2 separate regions of the Mus musculus genome follow, and region 1 is linked to region 2. The links are chromatin loops, found by intact Hi-C in ENCODE. Cell type or tissue: left cerebral cortex. All regions are shown on one strand. Links, peaks and the distances in the headings refer to the core of each region. The heading gives the core; the rest is flanking DNA. Region 1 has its middle 86 kb from the start of Gm31550. Region 2 has its middle 9.8 kb from the start of 4930504C09Rik.

Region 1 (16,712 bases), core at 3,110-11,109, 160 kb after region 2:
TCCTGCACTGACGCATTTCATGTGTTCTCTCTCCAACAGAGATCCTCACAATGTCTTCCTTTAAAGACCTTTGCGATTAGATTACACTAGCCCCAACACCCACCAGTGTCTGCTTCTCCAGTACCAGGATTACAAATGCTACCATGGATAGCTTTTTATATGGGTGTTGGGAATTGAACTAAATCCTCATGTTTGAAAAGCAAGCTCTCTTCAGACTGAGCTATCTCCCTGGTCCCTTGTTTTCCTACCTTTTTGGTTATATTTACTGCAATTCCTACAAGACCCAGATAACTGATTTGGACCAAATGATGCCCTCAAAATGGCCCCAGGAAGGGACAGGATCTAGGCTTCCATTCTGTAGTAATCTCTTTCGCCCTCACAGCTGACCTTTCTGGCACTCTTCTCATAAGATCAGTTCTTTTAGAGAATAGGGAGGTCGCAGCCCTGCTGACCTGCCTGTCCCTTATGTCACCCTTCCTCCTGTCCTCCAGAATGATTCTGTTTCTGTGAAGCATCTATTTGCAAAGCAGGTCACAAACAGGCATCTAAAGATAGAAAGCCATTATGGATCAGACAGGTGTCTGCATGTGTCCTCCACAGGCTGAGTCTCTTCTGTTTTCCCCCTTCCTTCTGCATCTGTGTCTACCACACCATCCTCTCTGTCCCATTTCCGTGGCTTGAGGAGATTGAAGGGTACTTTTCATATGGCATGCTGTTGGGATAATGCCCAACCCTTAGCTGCTCTTTGAGGTCCTTGGGAAAGGTGTTCCTTCATTTATTCTTATGATTCCCACTAATCTAATGTCATTCCAGCTTGACAGCTGAGGGAAACTGAAGCTCAGAGGGATATAGGACTGGCTTCAAAGCACAGGTCCAGGATGCGGTAAGCTGTGTCCATGTCCACAAAGGATACCATCACTGGGGATAAGTGAATAGTCCGGAAGTGTGGGGTCCAGGCCTGCTCTATCTTAGTTCGGGGGCAGTGTTGCCTCTGGAGCATTCCTGCTCTGAGATGCAATAACCCCATCTTACCATGCACACACAATGTGAAGCCTGCCCATGCATAGCCTGCTAGCAGGCTCTGCAGCCCCAGCAAATCTGTGGCAGAGGCAGGGTCCTGTGCTTACTTCAATGGTGACAGGGATCTGCCAGATTCATATTTTCACTGGAAATTTTATTTTATGTGCATTGGTGTTTTGCCTGCATGTATGTCTGTGTGATGGTGTCAGATCTTGGAGTTATAGACAGTTGTAAGCTGCCACGTAGGTGGTAGGATTTGAACTCAGGTCCTCTGGAAGAACAGTCAGTGCTCTTAACCTCTGAGACATCTCTTCAGCCCTTCAATTGTAGGTTTTGCCCAATTAATTGCTGAATCTGAAGTCCACTGTGGCCCCCACTCCTCACCTTGGCCTTTCCCTGCACAGCTGTCCTTATCATACAGTGATGAGCTTGGAATGTGGAGCGAGTTTTCCTAGCTAATTGGATTGCCTCTTCCTACAAAATAGTAAAGATTAAGTCTTACTGTTTGAACCTGGGACATCAAACCAAAAGCAGATTTGGTCACTTCCACACAGTTTCCAGTAAACGCAGAGACTGGGCCTGGTGAGTTTCACAGAAGATGGGAACCCACTCCTAGACATCACTCCCCTCCACTCCCCAGGAAACTGACTCCTGAAGAAGGCAGCTTACTGATGCAGGTGACTGCTTTATGGAGGGAAATTAGAAACCCAGGTGTCCATGCAGACTAGGGAAACAAACTTCCACACTGTGTGAGCCAGAAGTGACAAGGTCATGACCACATGGATGCCAAAACATAAGCATCTTGTTTAATCTCTGCTTAACAAAGGAGAGAAGAGTTTCCTGAAGTGTCTACAATTTGACTTCAATTGTTCAGTGTAATGGATTTGTGGAGCAAAAAAAAGTAAGGAAGGAGCATTGTGTGATATGGCTGAACCCTTGAGTTTAAGTTGGAGAAGTTAAAGGCTGGAAGGAATGGCTAACCTCAGTTGGGCCTTCATGGTCTCAATAAGTGTTGCTTATTATGTTATTGCTATTCTCCAGTGTTGTATCCCTCACAGACACAGACACAGACACAGACACAGACACAGACACAGACACAGACACAGACACAGACACAGACACAGACACAGATGTGATGTCTAGGTGAACTTCCCTGGGAATTTCATAGATAATACTGTTTCTTCCTTCCTCTGGCACTCATAGTACTATGGATGGCTAGAGAACGAATGAAGTAGAGTTTGGCTGCCTTGATTTGTCATCCTCTCTTTTCCTCTTTGGAATATTTGCAGTTATCTCTCTCTCTCTTTCCCTCTCCTTCTCCCTCTGCCCTCCCCTCTCCATTCCTTTTCCTCTTCTTCTTCTCTTTGTGTGTGGGTGCATGTGTGTGCCATGTGCGCATGTGCAGAGGTCAGGGGTTGTTACTGAGTACCTTCCTGAATCTCTCTCCATCTTGTTTGTCAGAGACAGGCTCTCTCTCCATACACTAAGAAGAGCACTTCAGCTAGGACTGGCTGGCCCTGAACTTCACAGATCCTTTCTTGGCCTTCCTGGTGCTGGAATTATGGACAGTTGCTTTTTGTATGGACTCTGAGGGTGGAGGGCCTGAACACAGGCCCCCACACATACGTGGGAATTAGTTTACCATATTCCCAGCCCTGTACTCATCTCTGAGTACCACAAAGGGGAGAAGTTGCCATCTCACTATCTACTCTGTTCCCACTATAGGAAGTTTCCTTTGGGGTTTGGGACACTGCCATCCCCTGACTAACTGCAGGCTGTTTGGGACAACAAGGTTTGGAAGGCAGGGTGGAGGGCAGATAAGTGAATCACATTTGGAAGAGATGTCAGCCTTTTCTAGGTTGAAATAGCAAATGAGAGAGCTCGATGTTCTTTGCCCGATTCTGGATTTCACAGCGTTGGGTGTGTTTGGGATCTATCTTCCTCTTTACCTCTTCTTCTTGCTTCCTGAGCAAAGCCTGAGAGATGCTTAAGAAAGGAATGTCCTGTATTCCACCCAGGTTGGACCCCACAGGGGCACAGTGGGCATTGGATGAGGGACTGACTACATGAGCAACAGTGGCATACTTTCATTCTTCTGAAAGCCAGGTCAGCATAAGCCGGGGAACAAGGCTAGTAGCAGTCTCCTTATATGGTTTCTACTTGAGCTTCTGTCCTATCTTCCCTCGACGATGCATTGTTATCTAGAGTCAAAGGTGAAATAAACTCTTTCCTCCCCATACTTGCTTTAGGTTGTGATATTTATCGCAGCCACAGAAACCAAACCACAGCAGCCTGGTTTCTGAGACTCAGCTCTCAAATACAAGATCAGGAGCCAGGCAAGCCACGTTCTATATGGCAGCCAGTGTCCAATACTGGCAGAAAAAGAAGAACCTCTTGGGCTCCGCTGGTGCTTGGCTCCAGCATGCTGCTTGGCTCCCAATGTGGCTAGGATCCCAGTGGAATGAAGAGAGTCAGGAGAGCCAAGTCCTCAGTCGGCAAGGGCATCATGAGTCAGCCAAAGAAATTGAGAGTAAATCCCAGCAAAGACGGGGAGGTGTGTGTGTGTGTGTGTGTGTCATGAATCACATGGTACAAGTGTGAGCGTCATGAACAGCTGCCATCCTCCTCTACCATTGGAGGCTACTGCCTTGGGGGAAATTCAGCTAAAGGGACCCATGTTGTGCCAGATTTCAATTGCAGCTGGACTACTCTCTTGGCTGGATGACTTGGGGAGACATCACAGGATGAGGTATGAATTAAAGGCAATGAACAACAGACACAGGCAGGCACTACAGGGAGGGAGTAGCAGTTTGTAAAATGACAAAGTTTCCTAGTCTGCTAACTGGTCTTGGAGGGAAACACTGTTAAGGCCAGCTTGTACCTCTGCAGAATGGCACCTGGGCACTTTCCCACCCTTCTTCCTTGCACATAATCTTCTATCATGGGAGCCACCATTGTTCTTGAGCAGGACTTTCCACTTCAGGCCCAAGACAGTGCTGGTCTTGTGAAGGTGTGTTTTTAATTTGTGTGTGTTCCTATCATACTTCCTTCTCTTTTAAGGTATTATCCTGAAGGACCTAAGGGCTAGACATGCCTCCTACATAGAATGGGAACTGACTTTCAAGCATGGCCAGTGCATGGCCAACTCTTCCCGCAGGCTGGCTGTTTTGAAAGCCATCATGAGCAGCTCCAGAGCTGGCCCAGAGGATATGAAGGGGGGAGCTGGAAGGGATTCAGTGAAGAGGAAGCAGTGGTCACTGTTGAAGCTGAAACGACCTTCAGTTTGTAAAGTCAACTGTGACTCTAAAAATGCATCAACTTGCACTGTGGTTGAGAACAGCATCCTCCAAGAGACCACAAAATAGGGTCAATCTGACCCCATCTCAACCTCACATCCATGTTAGGCCACTGGGGACTCAGGGAAGGATAATGGTGCATCAGTCTGTCCTTCTTAAGTGCAGGACATACACACACGGACACACACACAGACACAGACACTTTGTGTAGGTCTAGCGAATATGCGACACTTTAGTGGACCCAAGGAAGTATATAACAGGCACAAATTCCTCTGTTCACTACATTTTGCAGTTAGAAACCCACCCCATGGATATAAATGTGGGTGCTGGGATGCTGTGACCAATGTTAGGCTGGGGATAAGGAAAGTTCATGGGAAGTGCTCCTAGCAGAGATAACTTACTTAGGGGCAGTGCCACACTGTTGGGAAGCATATTGGAAGAAAAGGAAAGAGTTCATGATGGTATAAAGTGCAGATATGAAGACTGCAGACTCCAGAGGAAGGGAAACAAACCCCGAAGACTAGGACAGATATAAAGCTGGTTGTATGTGTGGTGAGAGTTCAGCACAGGCAGACTTAAGAATTCAGGAGGAAGACTGAAGAGCCATTGGGAAGGTAAGCTGGCCCAGAAGGGAGAGGGTTCTCAGACCGTAGGGAGTTTGATGTTTACTCTAGAGACAATTAAACAGCATCAAAAGATCTTGGTGCAGAGATAGTTAGACATCCAGGAAATGCAGTCTAAAGCAGGGTACGAAGAGATGACACAAGTTAAATACTGGAGACCTGAAGAAGCATCAAATGATGCTTCCAACAGGATCTTACAGAAATAGCATAGCTTTCAGTTAGGTCTGTGAAGCTGGGGTGCTGGCTGGTTTTGTGTGTCAACTTAACACGTGAGAGCCATCAGAGAGGAAGGAGGCCCAGTTGCTGAAAGGCCTTCATGAAATCCAGCAGGAAGGCATTGTTTCAATTAGTGATCAATGCGGGAAGGGCCAGGCCATTGTGGGTGCTCTGATGATCCTGAGTTCTATTAGAAAGCAGGCTGAACAAGCCATGTGAAGCAAGTCAGTAAGCAGCACCCCTCCGTGGTCTCTGTATCAGCTCCTGCCTCCAGTATCCTGCCATGCTTGAGCTCCAGTCCTGACTTCCTTTGGTGATGAACAGCAGTGTGGAAGTATAAGCTGAATAAATCCTTTCCTACCCAACTTGCATTTAGGTCATGGTGTTTTGTCCTAACAAGAGAAACCTTTACTAAGACACTAGGGATCTGAGCATCAGTGAGTGGGACTGCTGCCAAGGAATGGCTATACCTACATGCTATATCTCATGTGGATATGGGAGAAGTACTACTGTAAGTGATAGTTGATAGAGATCCAGTTCTCACCATGCCGCAGGGTTTTACTACAAGAGAGTAGCATACGTGCCATAATTTTCCCATAGCCTGTAAGACAGCCTCTGCTGTCCTATCCTGAGGACAAGGATACTAATCATATGTGTGATGCACAGGTCAGTAGGAAACCAGCTTATAGATGGCCCTAGTTGTCTTACCCCCTTGTTCATAACTTTACGTGATTACCTCCAACCAAGGTTGCTTGTGACCAACAGCATGTACCACAGGTGATGTAATGTCACTTCTTAAGATAGGGTTGAAATATCTATGGCTTCTCTCATCTTCCCTTCTATCAAAGGCTCTCTCTTAAACCAGCTGTGTTGGGGAAGCTGCTACCAAGTTGTGAGGTTTCTGAGGCAGGCTGTGGGAGGAGTCACATGACAAGGAATGGAGAGGTATGGGTAACAGCCAGCCCAGTTGAGTCTGCCCAGAGTCCCACTAAGCCTCCCAAGACTCTGTGATAGAAGGGGTCCCAATGAGTCACCAGAAGACCTCTCTGAAGTCTTCAAGTGAGTGGTGTATGTTGAAGACAGGCATTTAGGGGCAAGGGCAGGGGCAGGGGTAGGCATTTAGAAGGCTGGGTTTTGTGGGTAGTATGGAGGGGGAACTTCTTACCCATATGGTTATGTTTTGTCAGTGACAGGTGAACAAATGGCAATTAGGAAAACGGACAGAGCAAACTCTCCAGGCAGAGCCAAAGTGAGGCACCAATGTAAATCTCCACCGAGGGCAGGATGAGAAGCCATTAGGGGCTATGAAAAACAGCACTGTGCCAGCGCATCTATCTGATCAGTCCAGCCTGGGCCAACCTGGTCACATTAAGGCAGAGATCCTCCAATAACAAGAAGGAAATCTTTTGGCACAGCCACAGCCACATTTTCACAACTCCACGAGACTGTCACTTTGAACATAGCGCTTTAGGGTCTAATGTAGTTAAATGCACTTGGAAAAGAGCCAGGAGCTGTTATTTTTAAAACCACAGGGAGCTGCTGAGATCCTTTTAAAACCAAACCAGAGAAAGGTTATTTTCAGCCTTCCATGCTTGAGAGCCGTTGATGAGAGGATGTCAAGCCAGGGACCCCCGAGCCTCTGAGAATTAACTCAGCCAAAGAGAAGGTGAGTCGCCCGCCTTTCAGATGGAGAAACTTTCTTTGAATCCTCTATGCTGAGAAACTCCCCCTGGCATCTTCCCCTGCAAAAAGGACAGGTGGCTGTTCTCGATCTGCAGACATTCCAAGGACACTTACTAGAGGCCAGGCTGTAGACCGAGTAAGGGATACCAACCACCTGTGTTCGTCTATCTTGTCCTATAGTCCACTTCTCTTGCCAGGTTGGTGTCCATCCAAAATTCAAACACTAGAACCTAAGGCCAGTGTGACACCAGCAGATACATTTGGGAAGTGACTAGGATTTGTTCATATCTCCAGGTTAGAGCAGGTTCCCTTGTCCTTTTCCATGGAGATGTGCAGAAGCAGAAAGAGCATGGGAACCTCCTGGCCTCCACTGTATAGACTGTCAGCGTGGGGTATTTTGGGTTGCGTACTTGGAAAGGAGGTACCCAAAGACTGAAGGGACTGGCCAGTCATGGAAGCCATCCATGACTACCATACTCTGATGGGTTTCAGGTGTAGCGCTTATCCACTACTTCTGCAGCTGGAAAACGGGTGAGTTATGCCAATTGTCATTTCCTTGGTGTGCCATGGCTGGCTGGCTGAAATGTCAGGAGGGGCACATAGAAACCCAGCCCATGTGGAGCTCTACATTAGAGTCTGAAGGGAGGCAGTGCTTGGGAGCACAGGTAGGACAGAAAGCTGTGAATTTTGTCTTTACTTGGCAGCAATGACATCCCAGTGGTGTAAAGGAAGATGCTATGGGAGGTTGAGATGTCCTCAACTGGCTATACTGAGGTAGCCTACTCCAGCCCATTGCATGGGGTGCTGAGTGGAAGCTCTGCTGCTGCCTAGCTATGCAGGTGTTACTGCATACACCAGAGGCCCCCAAGTACCAGACTTCCCAGTTCTATTCCTTACCAGCTCTCATGTCAATGAGACAGTGGGATCCCAGGGCCACTTTCTCCCTACTTTGTTCCTTCTGAAAACAAACCGAGGAGACCCATAGCTCCTTCCCCAAAGTAAAGCCTAAGCAGGAGCTAAGAAATCCTGTCTCCTTGAATGTGATACCCCAAATGTCTACACTGTAGTTGAAGTTCCTCATTCTACTTATCAGGAAAATTTCAAACAAGTAGCAACTGCGTGTAAAGATGAACTCAGAAGTCATTTACTGGATAATTGGCTGAGCAGGAAGTTAAGACAGGGATAAGCAGGTGTCGTCCCACAACCACAAAGGCACATGGGAAAGAAGGTGAAGATGTACAGCAGACTGGTAAGCTGTGGAGTTTCCGGAGTATGCATGATGAGATATGCACTGTGAAGTGACTGGGTATACAGCCTTAAGACAGGAGGATGAAGACTCTTCCAAGTGTAGAGCCCTACTGACACAGAATTGACACAGGATGCATTCGCTCAGCTGGCTGCAATTTCACCCCACTTTGCTGCATCTACCCTTGCCAATGTCTTTCCTGTATTGCTGGTGTCAAGCCCAACACCTGAGCAAAGACCTCTCACCATCTGCCAGGGAAAGTAACCCCACTACTGTCTTCCATACAGGGCTCCAAGCCTCTCATCTCTGTATCTCTCTCTCTCTCTCTCTCTAGCCTTGGTGAAGTCCTTCTAAGAGCTGACAAACCCACGCTCCTTTCTTGATCTAATCCAAGCCACTGCTTCACTCTCTTGGCCACCAATCCTGGGGCTCACTAGCCCACCTGGCATGAGGGAACAAGCCTCTTCCCTTGAGATCCTTTGTGTGGACTACCACACCCCATTTGCTCTCAGCCCATAGCAACTCCCTGGTGCACTCCTTCAATGACTTAGAAATCCATGGGTCTCTTCTCAGACATCAATCCTCACAGCATAGCATCATTGAACTCTATCTAAAGGCTGTCTGCCAGGCCTTTCTCTCTAGCTGAGCTTGTCCTCTTCTGATGTGCAGCTCACACAAGCATCACCTGCTCCTCCTACAACCAATATTCCCTGCTCAGAAAGACAGTACTTCTCAGTGGCTTGGGACCAGATTCTTTGCATCATCCAGCTGATTTCTTCCATCTCACCAGCAGTGCTAAGTGCTCTCCTCTCAAAATTCACCTGAAATCTGGCTACTGCTGCCATCCTGCATTATGTTGGCTTTCTCTTCCCTTCCTGGACTTTATGAGATTTAGCCTTTTTTTTTTGGAGAATACTACCAGATTTATGGCCTGATAATTGGCAAGGCAGGGCGACACATACTGGGTTTTTGGTTTAACTTCTCTGCTCATCCCATTAATGGCATCCATTAAACTCAAAGGTAATCCTCCATTTTGTATCCTCTTTAGCTAGCTCCCTAGCTCCACTCTTCTCTGTCTCTTTTTCACTCTTCCACTTCTTACATGAGCATCCCTGCCATCCTTCTAGCACTAGGACTACCCCCATCTCAGCAACTTTGAATACCCAGGGTCTCAGTGAAACTCCCTTGTTTACTTGTTATTGGTCTGCTAAGGCGTTGTTTTATTCTTCATCCAGGCCTGGTGGAGTGGGGCTTTCTCCTGTTGCCACAGCTCTACCACCACCACCCCATCTTCCATTTGTGGGTGGGGGCCTGTCTCCACTGGAATGGACTCCCTCTGGTTTATTCTCTGCTGTTCCTGTAGTTAGTAGCATGTATTCGTTCTTAGTAAATACAGATGTGTTTAATGAAGGTGGTAAAGTCACAGGCCAGAATTTAGGTATCAAAAGTGGAATCACGGTGACAGGCCAGAATTGAGCTGGAAGGCTCACAGCCCCAGAGGTTCAGTTGAGTCAGCAAGTAAGAAGGGAGCAAAGAGTTTCTCATTTATCTTATCATAGCCTGGTAGTCTGAGGTTGCTAATTGTTTGAATGGACTAAAGGGTATGTTGAACTGCTATGGCTCTCCCGAGCTTGTCCCCTTGCTGCTGTTCCCACCTTGTTTTACAAGCAGCCTGAGAGCTAAAGGGCACTGCTGTGTTCTCTAGCACAAGCTTTCCATACCACATAGAAGATGGAAGGGTGGATAGTTGATAAATATAAAGGTCAGAACTTTAGGAGTAGACAGCTGTGTTTTAGGGATGTATAATAAAAGGATAAGAAAAAGTTAAAACAGTTCAAAGTTATTCTGTAGTTACACATTGTCCCAAACCCAAGATGCATCCCAAACCAACATATTCGGGAAGAAAGCAATACCTCGACGACTCTTGAGACTGCTCTGGAAATTCCAGGATCAGGAAGCATGCTGTGTGAGCTTCCAGCATGAAACACATGCTCCCAGGGTGGACAGAGTGAAAATCTCAACACACTAGCAACCAATGGAAGAAGGGACAGAGTGGCACTACACAGAGACGATGACCTTTGTGTTCCATTTCAAATCACAGGCAGCACCAAAGTCCCTGCTCTGCTTGAGGTACCTCTCCTGCTGAGGCCTCTATCACAGGCTGTGACAGGACAGGTCTCTCTTGCCTAGCCCATTGACTGGCCCATAAGAGAGATGGATGTTATTCATGCATATGCAATCTGTGTAGGTCCTTGAAGTCTTGTGAGGACCAAGAGTTCTACAAGGCTCTCCAGTATGCAAGCTTTATAGAGCTGTGTAGAAATAACTAGATTTTTGGTCTTCATCTATATTAAAATAGAAGAGATTTTGATGGGGAGCCTTTATTAGCTACAATACAAAGCATTTTTTTTTTTTGTTTCTCACACAACAAAATAGAATTTTCTTTAAAAAGAAATAAAAACCTTCTAAATTAAAATAAAAAAACCACACTGTTTCATAAAAGCATTCCAAAAACACAAATCTGGGACAAAACAACAATAATCGATTGATGACTGTCACGTTGGCGAGCCAGTGGTTCATTTGCCGAGTAGGCATGATGGTGAGGTGAGTGTCCTTAAGCGGCCTCCCCAGAAGCAGGTCCTGGAAAAGAGAAAGATGAAGATCGTTTGTACACATCGACAAAGCAACAATGATAACATCTGGGCCAAATGGTGGGTTTCTGGCCAGAGCACCCAGGCGGGGATTCGGCACACACACAGGACACACAGTGGCAGAGGCAGTGCAGCAGAGACTGGCTGAAGTGAGGGCAGAAAACATTGGTGGTGCACTGTGTTCAGGGCTGAATTCAGAAAGGCCATGCTTGTGTCACCCCAACTATGGGAAATAGACGGTAAACTTCTCGTGGGTCTGTCCTGGGCACTTGCCTTTCATTCTTGTCTAATAAGGAGACTGCACGTTTGAATAACCCCTTTAGTAATAAACACCACACCCAGGTGACACTCAGAAGGAATACAGCAGCCCCAGCATGTGGGGTCCCTGTGTCATGCTCCAACTGCACACACCTGTGCTAGGGGACAAAGTGACAGGCTCATAGCTTGCAGAGACCTAGCACCTTCTGGTCTTTCTATTGCATCTTGCTCCACATGTCTCCTGGCAACCTGGTATGTTCCAGCGATAGCTACTAAGTCCCCAACCACACAAGAAGACCATGCAGCCAGTGCCTTCAGCACCTCACACCTACGTCAGCCTGTCAACTCTAGTGTGTCTCTCATCCCTATAGACATGCATGACTGACTTTCACAATCCCATTTCAGCTTCAACCCTGCCTGCTTCCATTGACCCAGTACATCACCCTCACCCAACACCACCTCTGCAGTCACTGTCTCTGAGTCTTTTATTCCCCAAACATACTGGGGCTACCTACATATGGCGCACTGAAGAACCTGACACAAACTGTGTATCAAAGGACTAACACACAGAAATAAAATACTTTTAATATGGCAGCTCTTCCAACCTTTAATCAAGTTTATAAAATGTAAAGTACTCGCTTACGTCTGCTTGAGAGCTTACTGGCATGTGAAAGACAACCCACGCAATGAAGCAGGGGTTCAAATTGTTCCTGGATTGAGTCTTGTCAGCCGGTAATCTCTAACAGAAATAGCGGACTCTTTTGGCTGAAGATGAGAGAGAGAGACCTCTGGCAAGATGGCAGGATCCAGAGAAGCAGAAAAGAGGGAAAGATAGGCAAAGACACTGTGACGCCCCCAAAAAGGTTCAGGGCTCCAGGAGGGAGGCCCTTTACTAATGATTGGTACAAAGCCTGACGTTCAACAGTATCTGTTAAAAGCAAGCAGGCTCCCGGAAGGAGAGAACGGGCCTCAGGATGGGTGAGGATCTCACCCCTGCTATAAGGCACACAGAAGGCAACCTAAACGGAACCCAAGACCCTTATCTCTCCTTGCTCATTCACATGCCTCCAGCCCACCATGTACCAGGTGCCATGAACCCCACAGAAGCAGCAGTACCTGAGTGTTCTCTCTCTCTCTCTCTCTCTCTCTCTCTCTCTCTCTCTCTCTCTCTCTCAACACACACACACACACACACACACACACACACACACACACACACACACACACAACCTGTTTACAAAGTTGTAAAAGAAGACCAAAGAAATCCTGGTACATTTTTTTTTTCCTATCTGATACAAAGCTACCGCATTCCTTCAATCTACCATGCATTGTACCACAGATGTTTATTATTTTGACGGTGGAAAGAAGGTCAAATACCTAGTCACAGAGCATTTGTCAGAATTCAGAACGTTTCAAGGGTCTTCTGAGTGGTGACTGGGTACAGAGATTTTGGCCAGGGAAGAAGGTTTCCTTTTCCTGTGTGTGTGTTGTGCTTCAAGTCTTACTGGAATTGATAGGCAAGTGCTAGATTATGAGCTGGACCAATGGGGCAAGGGAACGTGGTATCTGGGAGATAGCGGACAGACAGGAAGGGGTCACAAGGAGTGAGGTGTCTGTGGAACAACAGTGAGGCTTCCGCGCAGTGGGCAGGCGAGGAGCAACCCCATCTGCAGGCAGAGGCAGAAACAGCAGCAAGACACACAGCCGAGCACTAACTGGAAGAACTGAAAATGAATTCAGCCTGGGAGGGGATCTCTGAAGGTCAGGGTTGGAGGTGGGGTGAGCTCTTGGAACTAGGAGTCCTCCTAAGGAATTAGAGTCATCTGCAAGTGACTGCAATTTCCCATTAGATAAAGAGGTTGGGATGGGATGGGAACCGACTTACAGCATCCCTTTCCCAGAATGACAAGGTCTACTTTAAAGCTAAGAATGAGCTCTCTCCTTCCTGTCCCTATAGAACACTGCATAGAGGACATAAACCTTATCTTATTCCCTGCAGATTTTGAAAACAGTGACTTAGGGGCAGTTGGATTTCTGACTGTATTTCAAAGCCATCAGTTTTATATGGGGCCTTTCTCTGTAATACAGCATGATGGGTATCTCTATGTAATTTTGAGCTAGATGGAGAAGTAGGATTATCTGCATTGTAATTATTTCCATGACATCTCTTCCCCCACAGGGGCCTCTCGGCTTGCCTCCCTGTGCCTTGGGCATGGCTCGGTTCTCTCTTTGCTGACTGACTAAAGCCGCCTGAGGCTGTGTGCTGAGCCAGCCTGGAGACAGCAGGGCACCTACCCGAGTTCTCCACTCTTCATTTGCTGGGCTCTAGGAGGTTTGTCCTGAGTTCTGGGTGGAATTTAGTGCATGGCGGTGTGGTCTCTGTCTGCAGAGCAGGCAAGCTGGAGGGAGCTCCTGCACACCAGTCTCGTCCCTCACCTACTAGCCCAGCTCATCTCTCCCATTCATCATCTAACATGGTTGCCAACTGCTCCAGGATCACACCGCCTTATGCGAACACACAGCAACAGAAGAGAATGAAAGACCTTTGACCTTGTTTTGAGCATGCTTTAACCTGCAGAGCTCTATCAAGGCCGATATCTGGGTCGTGTTCATTTCATGGGTGGGGCCCCTACAGTAGAGAGGAGGTTTCACTCAAGGTTACCATGCTGGGTGATGGGTACTCCTATAATGTGGCCTGTTCTGTGTGAAGATATCCTCTTTCATCTGGCCCTAAGCCCCTGTTGCCAACTTCCTCTTTCTCTAAGCACCCTGCCCGGGTATGCCATCCCTCTACAGGCATCTACAAAGCATCTTACTTGTATATGTCCCAGGCCATGCTGATTGGCACTTTGCTTCCTAATTTTCACAGCAGACTTGTGACACTTTCAAGGGCAGGAACTGTCTTTGTTTCCATATGCTTTCCACCTGTTGCCAGACAGATACTCAGAAGAGAATAACCCCACGTGAACACTAAGAGTGACTTGACTTGAAATACTTATTAACACATGATGTTCAGGACACGATGTTTTCATTGAAAAGTCAATGGATCTCCTTATGCAGAAACGTGGGGCAGGGATGGGGAAGGGAGGAGCAGGGACAGTCACGATGTTTGGCTGATGACTGGTGGGATAGAAGGGAGCAGACAGCTCCCCATTGTGAGAAGCCTTCACTCTGATGAGACCAGTGTAACAAGGAGACCAGGACAAGGCAGTGTTTGAAAACCTCAAGGCTTCAGACCCCAGCAGCTCTATTCAAACCTTGCTTCTATCAGCTATGAGGATTTAGAGCTAACGTAATGACCTCACCTTCCGAAGCGTGGTTGCTTCCTCTATAAAATGCAGATGGCAACACTTATAGTAATTAGAATTCAATGAAACAGTTAACAGGAAGTGATAAGCACATGCTTGGCCACTGATACAGCTTGCAACTACTATGCAGTGACATCAATACCGAAATCAAGTAACAGTCACAAAATCAGCTCTTTAGAGAGGGCAGAGGACTGCAGTATAATTACCACGGGACCCGGGCTGAGTTCAGAGAGGATGATGGAAGAGCTAACAGTAGAGAGGACACTGAACTGAGTCCTGAAGGTTGGGGCCAATGCCATGTGCAAAAGGGCAGGGAATACTGATTCACTAGAACGATCAGATTTCAAGTGACTTAAAATGAAGGGTCCTGTATCTTTCAAGTCACTACATCCCCACTATCTAATTTTGCCTATTATTATCTAACTCACCCTCTGTAATGCAATCACATGAGAACACTCACAGGAAGACACAGTCCAGGAACAGAACCCATGAGCACAGTATGGGGCCACTACAGACACTTCTTAGAGCAGCAGGAGGAAATCAGGTTTGCCGGAGGGAGTGGTGACGGGGCAAGAGACTGTCCAGCAGTTGGGATGCTTGACTATCAGCCAGACTGCTCCGAGAATTGCCCAGCAGAGAAGTAAAGCACGCTAGGGAGGGTTTCACTTCAGGACAGCTCTAGTGAATCAACAGTTTAATCCACTGAGAGATACAAACTGTGAACAGACTGTCGGAAAGTGATGGGATGCTGGAAGGTGAGGCTGGTTGGTGGAAGTGTGTCCCTGGGGGTTTGTCCATTCAGGGTCTGTGTCTGCCCGCTTCCTGCTCCTACCCTGCTCTGAATCTTGCTGGTTGTGGCAGATACTGCTCTGTCAGGAATCCCCTTTAAGTCACAAGTCACAGAGAAGCAAGTGTTACTAACATAGCAGCCAGTAGGTACACCCAAAACAGACAGGACCAGCTCCTACTTCCTGGAGTAATCCCCATTCACAGTCTGACAGAGCTATGGACTCTGGAAAAATGAAATAGAGACAACATTCAACAATTCCTGGCTGTTAGAAGACCACCCTCTGCCTACTCACAAGTTCTGATTGAAGAAGCATCCCTGAGGGCTGGCACACTCTAGATTCAGTACAGGGTCTGAGCCAGAGAGAGAGCAAGGGAGTGTGTGTACTTCACATTGCCCTACAGGGAAGGGATTGGTATTCCCAGAGCTTATCCAATGGACCATTGCCAACATGCAGCCTGTAGCCCTGTGCCACAGTTTTGACCTACAGAATTTTATGATAATAAACTATTTGCTGTGTAAGCCACGAAAAAGAAAAGGCCACATTAATTACTTGCTATGCCAACTGCTAAACAAGAGTACTTCAGAAAGAAAGGAACCCCTAAAGCTGACACTATGACATGCTACATTCCTCCCCTATACAAACAAACCAAAACAAAAACCCACGCAAACAACAAACTGAATAAACATCACCATTTTGCTCTATTAGGAGAGATTCCTTTTCTTTCTATGAGCAATTTGAGTGTTTCGGTTAATTCTGACAATTAAGAAAAGTTCCTATGCTTCTTCTCCTTTATATTAAATACATGAATTCAATCTTGACCACTGAGCTCTATGTGACTGTATCAATGTCTGTTAAACGATGCCTATGGTAGTATCACATATTACTGAAAGTTATAGTACTGAATGGTGCATCATTTCCTAGGTACTGACAGGAAGGGACACCTGCCCAGATGTGTACAGCTAAGTGCCAGAACGCAAATATAAACACTTGAGATCAACCAGCCAGGCATGGTGGTATACTCATGCAATGAGTTCCAGGCCAGCCAGGGCCACAGAAGGACAGTGAATCTCAAAAACAAAACAAACAAACAAACAAAAAACCCAAAAAACAAAAACAAAACAAAACCAAAGAACCAAACCCTCCGATAACACCCTCAAATATCACACCATAAAAGAGAAGGATCAGAAAGATCATGTGGCCCAGGACCTGAGTGGTGGTGCTTGTCTGCAAAGTGAGAGCAAATTAAAACCATCCCTCTTTTACAGATGCCTGCTTTACAGATCTCCAGAGTTAAAAAGAAAAAAAGAAAGGAAGAAAGAACTATATGAAACACCTGGTTTGGTTTTATTTTACAAAAAGCCCCAATTTCCAAGATTCAGAAGTACAAAGCACTATTCTCCAAGGCCAGGCTTTGAAAATTTGCTTGTATATTTCTGTAACTTTTTGCTTTCACACATATGTGTAAAAATTAAAGGTTCTTATTTAACATTCAGTTTGGCAGACTGCGTTAACTTACGGACTCAGAAAACCTTTGCAGGGATGGATTCATGGAAAGATGATGTGTGAATTTGGTTTTGTCGTGGAATACTTTGGTTTCTCCATCTATGGTAATTGAGAGTT
Region 2 (16,712 bases), core at 2,837-10,836:
CATTCACGTGGAAACTGAACAACACTCTTCTCAATGACACCTTGGTCAAGGAAGGAATAAAGAAAGAAATTAAGGACTTCTTAGAGTTCAATGAATATGAAGCCACTTCATACCCAAACTTATGGGACACAATGAAAGCATTTCAAAGAGGAAAAGTCATAGCTCTGAGTGCCTCCAAAAAGAAACTAGAGAGACCATACATTAGCAGCTTGAAAAAACACCTAAAAGCTCTAGAACAAAAGGAAGCAAATTCACCCAAGAGGAGTAGAAGGCAGGAAATAATCAAACTCAGGGGCAAAATCAACCAAGTGGAAACAAGAAGAACTATTCAGAGAATCAACCAATCCAGGAGCTGGTTCTTTGAGAAAATCAACAAGATAGACAACCCCTTAGCCAGACTCACTAGAGGGCACAGAGAAAGCATTCTAATTAACAAAATCAAAAATGAAAAGGGAGACATAACAACAGATCCCGAAGAAATCCAAAACACCATCAGATCCTTCTACAAAAGGCTATAATCAACAAAACTGGAGAACCTGGATGAAATGGAGAAGTTTCTAGACAGATATCAGGTACCAAAGTTGAATCAAGATCTGGTTAATGATCTAAACAGCCCGATATCCCCCAAAGAAATAGAAGCAGTCATTAACAGTCTCCCAACCAAAAAAAGCCCAGGACCAGATAGGTTTAGTGCAGAGGTCTATCAGACCTTCAAAGAAGATGTAATCCCAGTTCTTCACAAACTATTCCACAAAATTGAAACAGAAGGTACTCTACCCAACTCATTCTATGAAGCCACAATTACTCTGATACCTGAACCACAAAAAGACCCCACAAAGATAGAGAACTTCAGACCAATAACCCTTATGAATATTGATGCAAAAATCCTCAATAAAGCTCTTGCTAACAGAATCCAAGAACACATCAAAACAATCATCCATCCTGACCAAGTAGGTTTCATCCCAATGATGCAGGGATGGTTCAATATACGGAAATCCATCAACGTAATCCAGTATATAAAGAAACTCAAAGACAAAAACCACATGATCATCTCTTTAGATGCTGAGAAAGCATTTGACAAAATCTAACACCCATTCATGATAAAAGCCTTGGAAAGATCAGGAATTCAAGGCCTATACCTAAACATGATAAAAGCAATCTACAGCAAACCAGTAGCCAGCATCAAAGTAAATGGTGAGAAGCTTGAAGCAATCCCACTAAAATCAGGGACTAGACAAGGCTGTCCACTCTCTCCCTTACCTATTCAACATAGTACTTGAAGTCCTAGCCAGAGCAATTAGACAACAAAAGGAGATCAAGGGGATATAAATTGGAAAGGAAGAAGTCAAATTATCACTTTTTGCAGATGATATGATAGTATATATACGTGACCCTAAAAATTCCACCAGAGAACTCCTAAGCCTGATAAACAGCTTCAGTGAAGTAGCTGGATATAAAATTAACTCAAACAAGTCAATGGCCTTTCTCTACACAAAGGACAAACAGGCTGAGAAAGAAATTAGGGAAACAACACCCTTCTCAATAGCCACAAATAATATAAAATACCTAGGCATGACTCTAACTAAGGAAGTGAAAGATCTGTATGACAAGAACTTCCAAGTCTCTGAAGAAGGAAATTAAAGAAGATCTCAGAAGATGGAAAGATCTCCCATGCTTATGGATTGGCAGGATCAATATGGTAAAAATGGCTTTCTTGCCAAAAGCAATCTACAGATTCAATGCAATCCCCATCAAAATTCCAACTCAATTCTTCAACAAATTAGAAAGGGCAATCTCAGATTCATCTGGAATAACAAAAAACCTAGGATAGCAAAAACTCTTCTCAAGGATAAAAGAACCTCTGGTGGAATCACCATGCCCGACCTAAAGCTGTACTACAGAGCAATTGTGATAAAAACTGCATGGTACTGGTATAGCGACAGACAAGTAGACCAATGGAACAGAATTGAAGACCCAGAGATGAACCCACACACCTATGGTCACTTGATCTTTGACAAGGGAGCTAAAACCATCCAGTGGAAAAAAGACAGCTTTTTCCACAAATTGTGCTGGCACAACTGGCTGTTATCATGTAGAAGATTTTGAATTGATCCAGTACTATCTCTTTGTACTAAGGTCAAATCTAAGTGGATTAAGGGTCTCCACATAAAACTAGAGACACTGAAACTTATAAAGGAGAAAGTAGGGAAAAGCCTCAAAGATATGGATACAGGGGAAAAATTCCTGAATAGAACAGCAATGGCTTGTGCTGTAAGATCGAGAATCGATAAATGGGACCTCATAAAATTGCAAAGCTTCTGCAAGGCAAAAGACACCGTCAATAAGACAAAAAGACCACCAACAGATTGGTAAAGGATCTTTACCTATCCCAAATTGGACAGGGGACTAATATCCAATATATATAAAGAACTCAAGAAGGTAGACTCCATAAAATCAAATAACCCCATTAAAAAATGGGGCTCAGAACTGAACAAAGATTTCTCACCCAAGGAATACCGAATGGCAGAGAAGCACCTGAAAAAATGTTCAACATCCTTAATCAGCAGGGAAATGCAAATCAAAACAACCCTGAGATTCCCCCTCACACCAGTCAGAATGGCTAAGATGAAAAATTCAGGTGACAGCAGATGCTGGCGAGGATGTGGAGAAAGAGGAACACTCCTCCATTGTTGGTGGGATTGCAAGCTTGTACAACCACTCTGGAAATCAGTCTGGCGGTTCCTCAGAAAATTGGACATAGTACTACCGGAAGATCCAGCAATACCTCTTCTGGGCATATATCCAGAAGATACCCCAACCGGTAAGAAGGACACATGCTCCACTATGTTCATAGCAGCCTTATTTATAATAGCCAGAAGCTGGAAAGAACCCAGATGCCCCTCAACAGAGGAATGGATACAGAAAATGTGGTACATTTACACAATGGAGTACTACTCAGCTATCATGGAAGGAGTTACAGAGCCAAAGTTTGGAGCTGAGATGAAAGGATGGACCATGTAGAGACTGCCATATCCAGGGATCCACCCCATAATCAGCATCCAAACGCTGACACCATTGCATACACTAGCAAGATTTTATTGAAAGGACCCAGATGTAGCTGTCTCTTGTGAGACTATGCCGGGGCCTAGCAAACACAGAAGTGGATGCTCACAGTCAGCTAATGGATGGATCATAGGGCTCCCAATGGAGGAGCTAGAGAAAGTAGCCAAGGAGCTAAAGGGATCTGCAACCCTATAGGTGGAACAACATTATGAACTAACCAGTACCCCGGAGCTCTTGACTCTAGCTGCGTATATATCAAAAGATGGCCTAGTCGGCCATCACTGGAAAGAGAGGCCCATTGGACTTGCAAACTTTATATGCCCCAGTACAGGGGAACACCAGGGCCAAAAAGAGGGAGTGGGTGGGCAGGGGAGTGGGGGTGGGTGGATATGGGGGACTTTTGGTATAGCATTGGAAATGTAAATGAGTTAAATACCTAATAAAAAATGGAAAAAAAAAGAATGAATTTATGAAATTCCTAGCCAAATGGATGACCTGGAGGGCATCATCCTGAGTGAGGTAACCCAATCACAAAGGAACTCTCACAATATGTACTCACTGATAAGTGGATATTAGCCCAGAAACTTAGGATACCCAAGATATAAGATATAATTTGCTAAAAACATTAAACTCAAGAGAACGAAGATCAAAGTGTGGACACTTTGACCCTTCTTAGAATAGGAAAAAAAACACCCATGGAAGGAGTTACAGAGACAAAATTTGGAAGTGTGATGAAAGAATGGACCATCTAGTGATTGCCATATCCAGAGATCCATCCCATGATCAGCTTCCAAACGCTGACATCATTGCATACACTAGCAAGATTTTGCTGAAAGGACCCAGATATAGCTGTCTCTTGTGAGACTATGCCGGGGCCTAGCAAACACAGAAGTGGATGATCACAGTCAGCTATTGGATGGATCATAGGGCCCCCAATGGAGGACCTAGAGAAAGCACCCAAGGAACTAAAGGGAACTGCAACCCTATAGGTGGAACAACAATATGAACTAAGCAGTACCCCAGAGCTCTTTTCTCTAGCTGCATATGTATCAAAAGATGGCCTAGTCGGCCATCACTGCAAAGAGAGGCCCATTGGACTTGCAAACTTTATATGCCCCAGTACAGGGGAACGCCAGGGCCAAAAAGGGGGAGTGGGTGGGTAGGGGAGTTGGGGTGGGTGGGTATGGGGGACTTTTGGTATACCATTGGAAATGTAAATGAGCTAAATACCTAATTAAAAAAAAAAGAAAGAAAGAAAATGCCCCATTGATTTGCCCAGAGGTCAATTTGATGAGGACATCTTCTCATAGAAGGTTCTTGTCTCCAGAAGAACTTGTGTCATATTGACAAAAAAACTAACCAGGACAAGAAGATACCCTTAAAGCTATGCCCTTTTAACAGTTCATTGATGTATTCCTGCAGCCATAATTGTAATACCTCACCAGCAGCACAACATGGGATGTAAGCCTTTCCCACTTGAGCCTTAGGAAGAATAGTTCATATTTTAACCCTAACATTATCTCAGAATTTATCTTCTAAAATCACAAAGGCTGAATTTCAGGTCCTGCTTTCTGTTCCCATTGCCCTCAGGCACAGATCCAACTTCATTTATGCTACCTAAACATGGTGATTTTCTGTTTATGTATCTTTCTGCCCTACTAATCTGCAAGCTTTTTTCTGGAAGACATCATGTCTTGCTCATTACATTACCATAACTAGCCAAATGCTGGCTACAAAGGAGACTCAGTACACACTTGACAAATTTACTAATTAATGATATTGCTGCTCCATTGGCAAGTCACAGGCAATCCCGACCAAAAAGCACATTATGGGCTATATCAATTTTTAGTAAGGTCTGGATATGGTAAATCCAATTATTATATTGCAAAGTGAAATTACAAAATTAAAATTGGATGAATGAAATAATTAAAGGAAATTTCCGTTTCTTAATGAGTAGAAATGGTAAATGAGATTATATGACACCATGTCAAAGACTGGGCTCAGCTTTACATCTGAGGTGAACATTCTCATTTCAGAATTGGAGTCACACTACAAACAGAAGTTTTGGAGCGAGTATTTATAAACTACCATTACAGCAGATAAAAGCTAAAGATCTGAAGAGAGGAAGGAAAGAGGAGCAAAAGTGAATGCAAGAACAAGAGAGATGTATAGACTATGAAAATAAGGTATTTGGTGAACAGCATTAAAGACATTCCACAGAAATGGAGGAAAAGAGGTGACAGGTATTAAACCCAGTTTACAAAGCAAAATGACGATTCTAGTTTGTTTTCCAGTGCTGTGAGAAACATCACAACTAAAGCCTACTAAGGGAAAGAGAGGGTTTACTTGATGTACAGGTTTTAGTCAATCACAAAAGGAAGTCAGGGCAGGAGCTCATGCAGCAACCAGAGATGGGAACTGAAGTACAACCACAGGTGAACACTGCCTAATGGTTCACTCTCAGACTCAAGATCAGCCACCTTTCCTATACAGTCCAGGGACATTTACCTAGAGAGGATAGCAATCACCATGGGCTTGGACCACCTACATCAAATTAACAATCAACAAAATGTCCCTAGAGATGTGCACATAGGCCAATCTGATGGAGTGGAGGTAATTCTTCTGTTGAGGCTTTCCCTCTCAAAGTGTGTTCAACTTGACAACCAAGATTAACCATCACAGTGAGAAAGCTGGTGCCTAAAACTCAGACTACTCAGACCTATAGTGACAGAGAATTTCTATTGGTACTCTCTATCCATAATATGACCAGATCATTTTATAGTGGTAAGTGTGTGGATAAGATGGTAACTGAAAGGCTAGAACCCTGTGCTCACAGACCATACACATCATTATCATGGAAGATTGACGAAAATGTATAAGCAAATGGCCACTATGATAAGAGTCTCTACCTAAGAAATAAGTATGATAATAAAAATAAAATATTCTTTATTTCCTAGCTTTACCATTTTAGATGTTTTTATTTTGCCTATGTAATCATCAATATTTTCCCTATATCCTGTGGCCCCATTTTTTATTACTAAATTATTATGAAGATTAAAGAGTAAATGAAAATTAAAGAGCTAATGAAAAAATAACAGAGTTTATACCATAAAGTTTGCAAAGCTATTGCTATTTGTCCAAAGTAAGTATGTCACTGTGTTTCCAGTTTAAATGCCTAATGTTGCACTGTCTAATTGGTAGATGGTCAGTTCACATGACTCAAACTATGAGACTGTGCACTGAAAGCATCGCTGCTTGACTCAGACCCTATCTAAGAAGAAAGTATACATCTTTCTCATTATCCAAGTCCCAGGAATAGTCAAATACTCAAAAACTATTCAAGGTCTCTTGGTGATTATAGTCAACTACAATATGACTACTTTTTAGCTCTTCATGCTAAAATTACTAACTTTGTTGATTTAGAGTCCCAAATGAATACATGGGTAAATCAGCAAAACACTATACCTGCAACACATTGTGACCCAAAAGAGTAAAGGAGAAAAAAAAATTGGGATGCCTGGTTTCTCATAAAACCGTGTTACTGATTCCCCGTGTGATCCTGAGCAAACCATTTTCCTTCATTAGGTCAGAGTTTTTCTATTTAAATAGTGTAAATTAAAATACATGCTTGGGTAGTCTTCTCATTTTAATGGATGACTTACAGAATTATTTTGGCCCATTTGGAAAGAAAAGAGAACTGATGATGTTAAAAAAAAATACACTTCTGTCTGCCAGATCATTCTTGCCTTGCTGGCAGATACATGGTGCTCTAGCTGTTTCTGCTACTGATGGAGTTAGGTTTTTTTCCCAGTGACTAGTCTTGGCTCATGAAATGTGAGACTTGGCATTGCTCCACTTCAAGGACCTATGCACAATTCTTCTTGTTCCTTCTTTCCTTCTAGCATAGAAATAAGCATCTCCAAAACACTTTGGATGGTAGATGTCATCACCCCAGCCCTGAGCGCTTACAGTGAGCAGAGCCTCCCACCCCTGCTGACTCACATTAAATGCACTGAGATGTTAAAGCCCCCATTTTTATAGTGCAGCACAGCTTATCCTGAATGACAATGTAAGAGATGATAGGAGAATCCAATCTAAACGATGCAAGTTTGATCATAAGATCCATGAATGAAAGTAAAAACTGAGACTGGGCGAAATACACATCTCTTGTCTCAGAGATGGTCTCCAGATTAATCCTGTAATATCGCTCTGTTCCTGATGATGTTTGGTCCCCAGCAACTTCCAGAATGGCACATGCATTGATGTGGTTTGATGGCTTAGTCAGAACTAGAACTATTTTATGCATCTGCAACAGGGACATGGGCCTATCAAAACCATTTTCAGTATGTTCCAAGGCTTATATCTGTCCCTGGTTCTATCAGACCAAAGCGTAGGGCAACTTGAACACCAACCTCTTTAAAAAACTCACTGCTCAGGGCAAAGATAAGGCTGTCTGAGGAGAGAAGCTCGGCATACAGTTCGAATTCTGGCAAACAATGAGTCTGAGATTCAATCACACTTGGGAAATGTAACCCAATAAAAGTCACATTGTAAGAGGGTTCTCTAAATAACAAACAATAGCAGGCAGAGGGGTGACTTTGTGTAAAAGGAGGGGGTGATTATGAGCGGGGTATTCATCTTTTCTTGAATAAGGCTGGTACCACATGCCTGGAGGGAATGGGCATAATAAATGGTGGTGGCAGAATGTAGGTTAGCTCCAGAAGGAGTGCACGTCAAGGAGGGTTATGAAATGCTGGAGTAAGTGACGGATGAGGTCATGTCATCTGCTTCCCCTGAAGCTCACCAGGAAGGAGATGGAAAGTCTTTCTCAAAGTCAGATGCTGGGGAGCAAGTCAAGACCTAGCCGAGTGGGAGCTCAGGCTGCAGGCTACTCGAGCAGGCTGTAAATTACTCTCCCTCTTTCTACCCAAGGTCTCGACAAACAGAAATCAAACGAGTAGAGAGAGGTCAAAATAACCTCTTTCTATTCACACAAAGGTCTAAACTGATGGCCGTAGCTTAGAGTAACAACCAAATTAGAACATCAAGTGATCTACAGAACACAATCAACTTGTCCCTGGTCCCAGCCCACTGTGGCCTAGGGCAGCTGTCCTGCCTCCAGAATCTTCCATCCTCATACTTTAAGTAAATGTTCGTGAAAGGCAGTTAAAATCTGAACTAAGCCGATTGTGCCTAATAGGGAAGTCACTCCTGTGACTGAGACAGATGTAAAATGTATCAAGGAATGTCACATCCAGTGGTCTGCTCAACATGAAAGGCTTAAGTTTGAGGAGTGAGGGACCAGGCACTGCATGTTCCCCATTGAGTGACATCACCATGCTCTCTACATATTCGTTATTTAATTTAGTGGATTACAACCCTCTGTGGAAGGTATCCATCCAAAATATGATTCACAGATAAGGAAACGGTGCTAAGAGGGCTACCCACTGGTGAAAGTGAAGCCAAACTTATGATCCCATTTTCTTTGTTGTCTGTTTCTTCGTTTTTTATGCAAGAGTCCAAGCAAAAATCAATCCCCCCGACTCAGAAGAAATCTTACCAAGAGCTGCCCACAATGTAGCCATATGTACTCATAGTAACTTCTCTTTTTCACCTCTGAAAGTGACATTAACCATGTAACCGTTCATGGGTTTGGAGAACAGCACGTCAAGTGTCAGGCAAACAAACATGCGGCAGCATATATAAGCAGCTCATGACAGAGACATCCGCGCCAGAATTTTCCCTACACTTGATGATAATGCCCAGGAAAGAAAAATGAATCCGAGATGCACACACCTCCAATTTCTTCGTTGTATAGACCAAATTGCTGCTAGCAAGTGGAAAGATTTGCTCAGGGTTGGGAGTCAAATCTCACCATAATGATTCTCACTTTCTCTTCTGTGCTGCTCTGCTTTGCCGGGACTCTGGTGCTTGAGAACCCAATATGCACTCAGATCTATATGCATGTTCCTCTCAGCACCAGCACTGATGAATATCGGAACAGAGCCCAGTCTATAAGTTCACAGTTGATTGTACATAGATCACCTAGATATTCTGGATCTTATCTCTAGACAAATAACCACCATGGTATGGAAACAGCCTCACTGATGAATCCTTGAAGGTTGTAAAAGAGAAAGATGAAGAGTGAGTTTTGTAAGTAACTCAGGACCTGGAAAAGAAATATTTGGAGCTCAGGATGCTTCTGGATGGTGGGTGTGTCCAGGAAGGGGGATGCTATTGGTTTCTGTATAATTCTATCTGCTGCACTGAAGTCCACAGCTGGGCTTCTGCCTTCATTACTACAGCCTTTTTCAGATTTGAAGCTTAAAGTTTTTCTTTCTGTCTCTTGTATTTTCATATTTTTCTAATTTGTGACCAAGATGCCTCAAGCTTTCATTCCAGGCCCAAGACTCTGGAGAGTACCTGATTCATGAGCCTGAGGGAAAGGCTTTGGGCCAAGGAAAAGAGCAAAAGAGATAGGACCTGCTACTGGCTGACCTGTGTGCTGAGGTCCACCGTGTTTTGAAAATACATTAAATTCTTTCCAAAGAGAGAGTTTCCATTTTAGTTAATAAACCCCCTCAAGGAAGGAAATGGAGCAGAGCATGTAAACAGCTCATGACTGAAACATTTTTGGTTATTTTTCCCTCATACTTGCTGATAATGGAACAGGAACCTAAAGAAATGTTTGCTTCTGTCAGAGGGGGGAAGTTGAGATCCTAAGCGTCTTCTGGCATCTTCCTTCGGTGTTTGAAAATGCAGCTCCAACAAGTCTTTCAGTGTATACCTACCATGCACATAAAACTATGGAGAGAGGACATGGGAAATACTGCAGTAGACAAAGGGAGAAATTAATAAAAGACCTTGGCTTTCCTCTCAGTCTAAGTAGTGGGATGGAGGACTCACCTGATCTTTGTTCATGAGGACCCATGAGAAGCATGGCCCTCACCCTGAGGTAGCCGGTCATACAGAGCACAAAGACCACAAGTCTTGTTCAATGAAGTAGACATACAAATGATTTCACTGAGCAACTGTTCCATGCAGGGAAAACATAAGCATTTATGAGTGAGAGTACCTGGGAATGAAGGAAGAGAGAAGGAAGGGGAAAAGAGGTAATTTGATCTGATGACTGCACATTAATATAAACTGTTACTCTACTGTCAAAGGAAGAAACTTCCAGGCATCTGGATGAGAAAAAGCCTGGTGTGCTAGAAACAATGGCAAGTGTAGTGGAACTGTAGCAGAGAGAGTGAGAAGACAATCATGAAGATGAAGCCAAGATAGTAGGTTATATGGCTTTGGATTAGAGCAATGGAAGCTCGTTTGGATGGCATGGATGAGCCTCCTTGATCACCTCTCTGCTGCTATACATGGCTTAGGTTTTGGAAAGAGAAACAAGTGTCTTCAATTAAGCAGCATGTGGAAGTAGAAGCTGGCAAGAGGACCATTCCTTAGCTCTAGGTACCCATTGGCCTCCACTGGAAACATATATGCTGCTGGCAGCATCTCACTCTCAAATATGAGAAAGTTAGCATCTCACTAACCTAGAGAAGTAGGAATGCAACTCAATATTTTAAATTTTTTCTTTTATTTGAGAGTGCAGCCAAGATTGTTCATCTCTACCAAAAGAGGAAAGGGACAGAAAAGATTTAAAGAAGATCCCTTACCATAAACAACACTCAGCTGCAGAGAACTCTGCCTCCCATTGGAGGCTAGGTGCTCTGTGGAAGTTCATCATCCCAACTACAAATGCCCACCCACGCTGAGGACGATCCAGCCATGGATCTCATATGCTCTCATTCCTGAGATGCTATACAAGGATCTTGCCTTGTGACCCACTGATAGCACAAGGACAAAGGTCCATACCTCTCTATCCTATTGAACAGTGCCTGTATGACAATGCCACCAAGAGAGACATTGAATACTGGATTACAATCTATTTCTCATCTGTAAATAAGAAAGCCTGAGATTAAAGAAGGGAACTAACTTCTCTAAAGTTATCATCAGCTCAGAAAGAAAGGGAGCTAGGGCACAAATTTGTGTTCATCATAAAGCCTGCTCTATTCCCTACTAAATGCTTCCTGTACCTTGGCTATGACCCCCAGAGTAAATCTTGTCATTCTAAAACACTTGGGTTTTTTTCTTTTGGTTTGGTCTGTCTTTTTTTAATCTACAGGCCAGGTCACTTCCTGTTACAAAACAAGCCTAGCTAGGTTTGTAAGCTTCTTAAAACCAGGTCAGTCCCTCATCACACAGCCTTTTCCTAGGGTAATTTCAAGTGAATACTTGGAATGAAAAGCAAACAAACAAAGCTCAGAGAAATGCAGGGGTGGGGGGGTGAAGCAAATGAAGTCAACTGTTTGCAGGCTGGGTCTCCCTTTCCTGTCAGCAATCCTCTCCTCTCCTCTCTGAGGGTGGGGGAGGTGTAGGGAGGGGTTCCTTAACCCCCAGCTCTCCTGACATGGTGCAGAGTTTATGTCACTTCTGATTCATGGCTCCTGCAGATCAAAGCTTTCTTTACATATTATGTTTTGCATAAAAAAACAATAATGTGTTCTGTGAGGTCTGGGTTTTCCTTTCACAGTGCTAATGTTGTAAAAAACCAATCTGACTCCTTACCCTGATCCTCCATGGCTATAAAGTCACAAATCAGGCGTAATGATGGTGCTCTCCTTAAGGACTCACCGAGGCATTTCATCTAGCCTGGTGTACCAGTAATGAAATTTGCATTGTGCTTACAGGACTGTTTTATTGATATAAATGGACTTTTGTACCCAAATGACTGAAGAGCTATTCCCCAACATAAGCATGGCGGGGGACACTTGATTTCTGCCTGGGATCCCCCTCTGTAACCTTGACCATGATGCTGATGGTGGGGAAGGATAAAATGAGCTGGCATTTGCTGTTCTTTCCAGGAGACCTTTGTGTGTCTGTCCTAAGCCGTTTCTTTCTGCTTTCTTCACCTACCTGCCCTTTTACCATCCTGTGTGCCTCAGGCATCCGGTTTATGAATCTCCCTCCAGGATTTTGAAAATGTGCCTATCATATATAGGGGTGGAAAAAGTAAGACCCCTAAAACCTGTCTGGCCACAGGAGACCTAGGGATGCATGGATTTAGAATCTAATCTCCTGTGGTCAAATATTCAAAGGGCTTTGAATGAAAAGCAGCCAGACATGTAAAGATCTGTCTATAAAGACTCAAGGTAGAAGGACAGACATGTGCAGATGTCTCTGAGACATGAATAACTACTACATCAGTTCTCGCTACTGCCTGAATATCAGATCCAACAGGGAATCATTACAAACTCTTGACCCTATCTTTTCCCCAAAGCAACTGAAATGAACTTCCCAAGAGATGAAGAAATTGAGTCCTGAGCAAGATTCTAGTGGAGGACATGAAACAGGAACCCTGAACACCATAGCCACCCCATCCTTTCATCCATTGAAATGAGTTATTGCATGAGACCTTGGTTTAATGGAAAAACAAACAGCCATGCTGAGTCCATGGCTTCACCAACCTCCTCTTCTGTAGGTCTCCTGGGACATGCGCTCAAGATAATTTTTTTTTATAATGGGTGCGTGAACCAACACAAGGGTTGAAAGATACTGATTTTGCCCTCTAAACAATCCTGACTTTTGGTCTCCTACAACTGCAGTAAATCACTTATATGCTTATTTTCACCTTTCACTTTGTCTGTATTTGGGTCAGCAAGTATCATGATTGTTGGTGGTTCCATGGCTGTCATGAAACTGTCAGTGCCTAAGAAATATCTTGATCTACTTACTTTGCCATGTGTTTCTCTCACTTTCCTTTCTTCCTCTCCAACCCCTCCTCCTTCTTCTTCAGCAGTGTCTAGAACTTAAGATTCTCCTATCTTAAGCTTTCAAATGCAGGTGTTACAGAACTGTGCTATCAAACTCAGCCATGAGTTTTTTAGATGGTGGTGGTGGTGGTGGTGTGTGCTTAGACACTACTATATATTTCCTGATTTTTTTTTCAGTTGATAAAAACACAAAATGCAGCTACTTTCCTGTATTGTAAGGCCTCATATCTCATTTGTTCCAATCTGACAGCCTACTCAGGTCTCAAAGGTTGAGAAGTTCCCACAATTCTATTGTAGATGCATTAACAAATGAAAGAGTAGACAGATATTATGATTTTCATTCATCTGTTCACCATGTGCTTACAGTCCAGGTCAGGCCTAAGAACTGTGTGTTTATAGAGAGCTAGCCACAGAATGGATGAAGTTCAGAACATTGTGATGTATTTCTCATCTGGACAAGAGGGAATCACTAGGCTCCTAAGCTCACTCACTCAGTAGGGAGCTGGTTAGGATAAGGCAGTTTGTCGGGCAGAATGTATGGAAACCTTGCACTGTAAGGAGCTGTAGTATATATTTACAGTATTCTGCCCAGGATCTCTTTTGCTCCATTTCAGTTTCTGCCGTCTAAAGCATTTATACCTGAATATTCAAAAGAAGGTCCATTTCCCATGTGCAAACTCAGCCAAATTCTTCGGCCTTGCAGCTTCATGTCACCAACTGTTATGACAAGAATCCCTTTACTTCAAAGTAAGAAAGATTGACCATGAAATTTAACTTCAGAGCCCCCAGGTCCAGTGTGGCTCAGGAAGTCACATCAAGCTCTGCCGGTAGTACTGATCCTGTGAGTTCTGTGAAAATACACCTTTCTTAATATATGATTACTACAAAAATTTTGGGAGAGAACCATGAAGACCTGAGGTAGCTCGGCATCTAAGAGCTTCAGTTGAGAAAAGGGGATGGTTCCAGAACCTCACAAACATTGCCCTATTTTGGGTCTCTCTTGCTGTGACAAAATGTGGACCACACACAATCTGAGAGAAGATAGGACTTATTTGATTTACAGGTGCCAATCACAGTTCATCATTGAGGGAAAACAGGGCAGAAAGTCAAACAGGGCAGGAACCTGTAGCCAGGAATTCAAGCAGAAGCCATGAAATAGCTCATGGGCTTTCTCTTCATGGATAGATCACCATGCTTTCTTATACAACTCAGAATCACCTTTCCTGAGGCTCACACTTCTCACAGTGCACTTGACCCTACTGCATTTCTCAAACAAGAAAATGTCCCCAAAGGCTTGCCTACAGGTCAGAGTGATAGAGGAAATTCCCCAACTGAAGTTGTTTATGGTGACTTATATAAATGATCCTAGATTGTGTTAAGTTGATAAAAAAAAATTAGCCAGCATAAATATTGATGAACAAAGAAACAGAAAGCAGGCAGGCAGAAGGAACACAATACCATGCACATAAGTTTGTAATCATGAATTCATAACCTATGTCATAGCCTATGAAGCTAATGCATCGTCACAAGGAGTTTTGCAGTCTCCATAGAAAGGTAAGACAGGTTATAATGCAAAAAGACCAGCAAAGTGGAGAAGGAAATAGCTTGGATTCATCCAGATATATTCCCCAAGAACTCAAGATGATAGCCTTAGAAAAGTAAAGAATAATGATAACAAATCCAGTACACAAAACATCCATCTGGAAGACTTTTAAAATGCCTCTGGGCCCTCATAGGAGTAAAGTCGTCAATATATGAAGTACGATAAGATGGGTTGGATTTGTGCTTGGCTTAAGAAAGAACATTCTAAGAGTTGCACCATTCAAAGGAAGCATGCCTTTGTTCTAGTTTGTTATCTGTTGGTGAAATGAACACCATGGCCAAAAAAACAACTTATGGGAGGAAACTGTTTATTTCATCTTACACTTCTCCATCAACATCCGTCACTGAGGGCAGTCAGGAGAGGAACCTGAGCAGAAATCACAGAGGAATGAAGCTTGTTTGTTTACTCTCTGAATATCTCATAGACTAAAGCCCAGACTACCTGACTAGGGTCCATGCTACCCCTAGTGGGCTGGGCACTCCCACATAAATTATCATTTAAGACAATCTCTCAGAGAAAAAAGCCACAGATCAATCTGATCTTGGCAGTGAAATCAGATTCCTTTAATCCTTTGATGAGACTCCTCTGACTCCTGGCTGTGTCAAATTGATGATTCATGCTAACTAGGACAGTCCTCCAAGAAGCTGCTGAGTATTCAGTTTATGGGAGTAGACCACAGATTTCAGGAGCATTATCAAAGACAGGCAAGCAGTTTGAGGAGGATGTGAGATTCCATAACTTGGAAAGCTCATCCTGGCAAAGTTTAATAAGCCGTACTTTCTTACTCCGCTTCCAGCCTCACAGAGATCTAGAGTAAATAGACCAATGCTTCCATCACAAGTTATTTCCCTTGAGTTTCTTTATCCCTTACAAAAATATCAACGGGTAAAAAGCAATATGAAACTGGAGACTATACTAAGAGAATGTGTACAAACTTTGTGCAATACATTTAGACTTGTTAAATGAATGATCAAAGCATAAGGACTTATTTTGCTAACACAGATAATTAAAAGAATCTAACATTAATTTAGACAGAGAGATTGTTCCTAAAGGAAACTGGTATGCTGTTCCAGAACAGCTAAAATGTAACAGTTACAAATGGTTTTGCTGTGAGCAGATTAAGACTATTGCATACTGTTGTTGGTCTACCTCTGAGTACTTCAGAAATTAGATTCATTAAAAATGGTATGTCCACTGGAGGCTCACCATGTTCCTGGTTTTGTGTTTCATGATTTAAATGATACATTTAGGCACTAGAGGGAGGCCTTGCCAGTATTCATAACTGAATGTAATCTTCCAACAGGAGGATTCAAGACTGCTAGGATTCTACTCATCAAACATCTTATAAATCATTAATAAAACAATTTTACATATTAAGTCCTCTGGATGTTCATGACAACCATATACTGGAAGGCAAAGCTATATCACTACTGTCAGTATCCCACTAAAGGTTAACACTAAGTGCATGTTTACATGTAGTGGGTATCTTGATTGGGTATGAGATGTGTAATGTGTAAAGTTGGGTAGCCCTTCCATTATCTGATTAGGTCAACCTATTTTCTGTGGTGCACTCACTTTTGAGAAATGTATTAGGAGGAAATACAACTTGACTAAGGATGAGTGGAGATCTTGAAGAAGCTTTTCTAAGTGAGTATATATTAAGGGGGAATATATTTAAAATGCTCTAGGTAGAAAGGGGAAAGAACAGCATCCTAGAGCTGGCTTTATAGAATCACAGTTTGCTTCATGAGCTGGATTGGATCATATATGAAACATTGGAAGGAACCACTTGGAATGTGAACAAGTTCACACTAACATCTATTCTAATCTGTTTGTCCCTGGCCATGTTCTGATTTTCTATGGATCCTTAAATGTGGGCAATTTTCACACTTTGCAGGTAGAAGATTAGGGTATCTCTCTGGGTGTGTGGCTTGCCACATCTCAACTCACCACAAGTTGCCAGAGCATTCCTATATTTTTCCAGACCCTTGATCTTGGCCAATGCACCAATGATTTATTCCAAGAAATGTAACCAGTTACTTTTCATTGAGAATTATACCCACACCCCTCATCAGAGTTAGAATAACCCTTTGGACCTTCCCTGGATCCCCGTTCAACTCATCTCCTTTAGATCCTAAATGTTCACTGTAGCCCAGTTTACCTGCAGCTGGGCTCTTGGCCACAGCACGCTGAGCCCATATCATGTGTTTCTAGTCCAGAAC

What was found. Hi-C counts contacts between places; a loop is a spot of excess contacts. Peaks named below come from ENCODE experiments on the same cell type or tissue, not always from the same donor. Only the 100,000 strongest peaks of a DNase experiment are listed, where the experiment ranks them.
Region 1: it touches region 2 in a loop (2.4-fold over the local background); 2 of 42 quality-filtered maps call a loop at or near these places.

Annotation. Positions count from the first base shown.
Region 1 is chr15:69,094,953-69,111,664 of GRCm38, reverse strand. It overlaps a transcript of Khdrbs3 not described here. Among named protein-coding and RNA genes, the nearest start is that of Gm31550, 86 kb to the right of the region's middle. In left cerebral cortex, for the core only: no CTCF peak of the experiment used is centred there; DNase peaks (open chromatin) are centred at 5,713, 6,034, 6,615, 7,159 and 2 more places; H3K27ac peaks cover 276 bases.
Region 2 is chr15:69,252,358-69,269,069 of GRCm38, reverse strand. No RefSeq gene overlaps it. Among named protein-coding and RNA genes, the nearest start is that of 4930504C09Rik, 9.8 kb to the left of the region's middle. In left cerebral cortex, for the core only: no CTCF peak of the experiment used is centred there; a DNase peak (open chromatin) is centred at 6,909.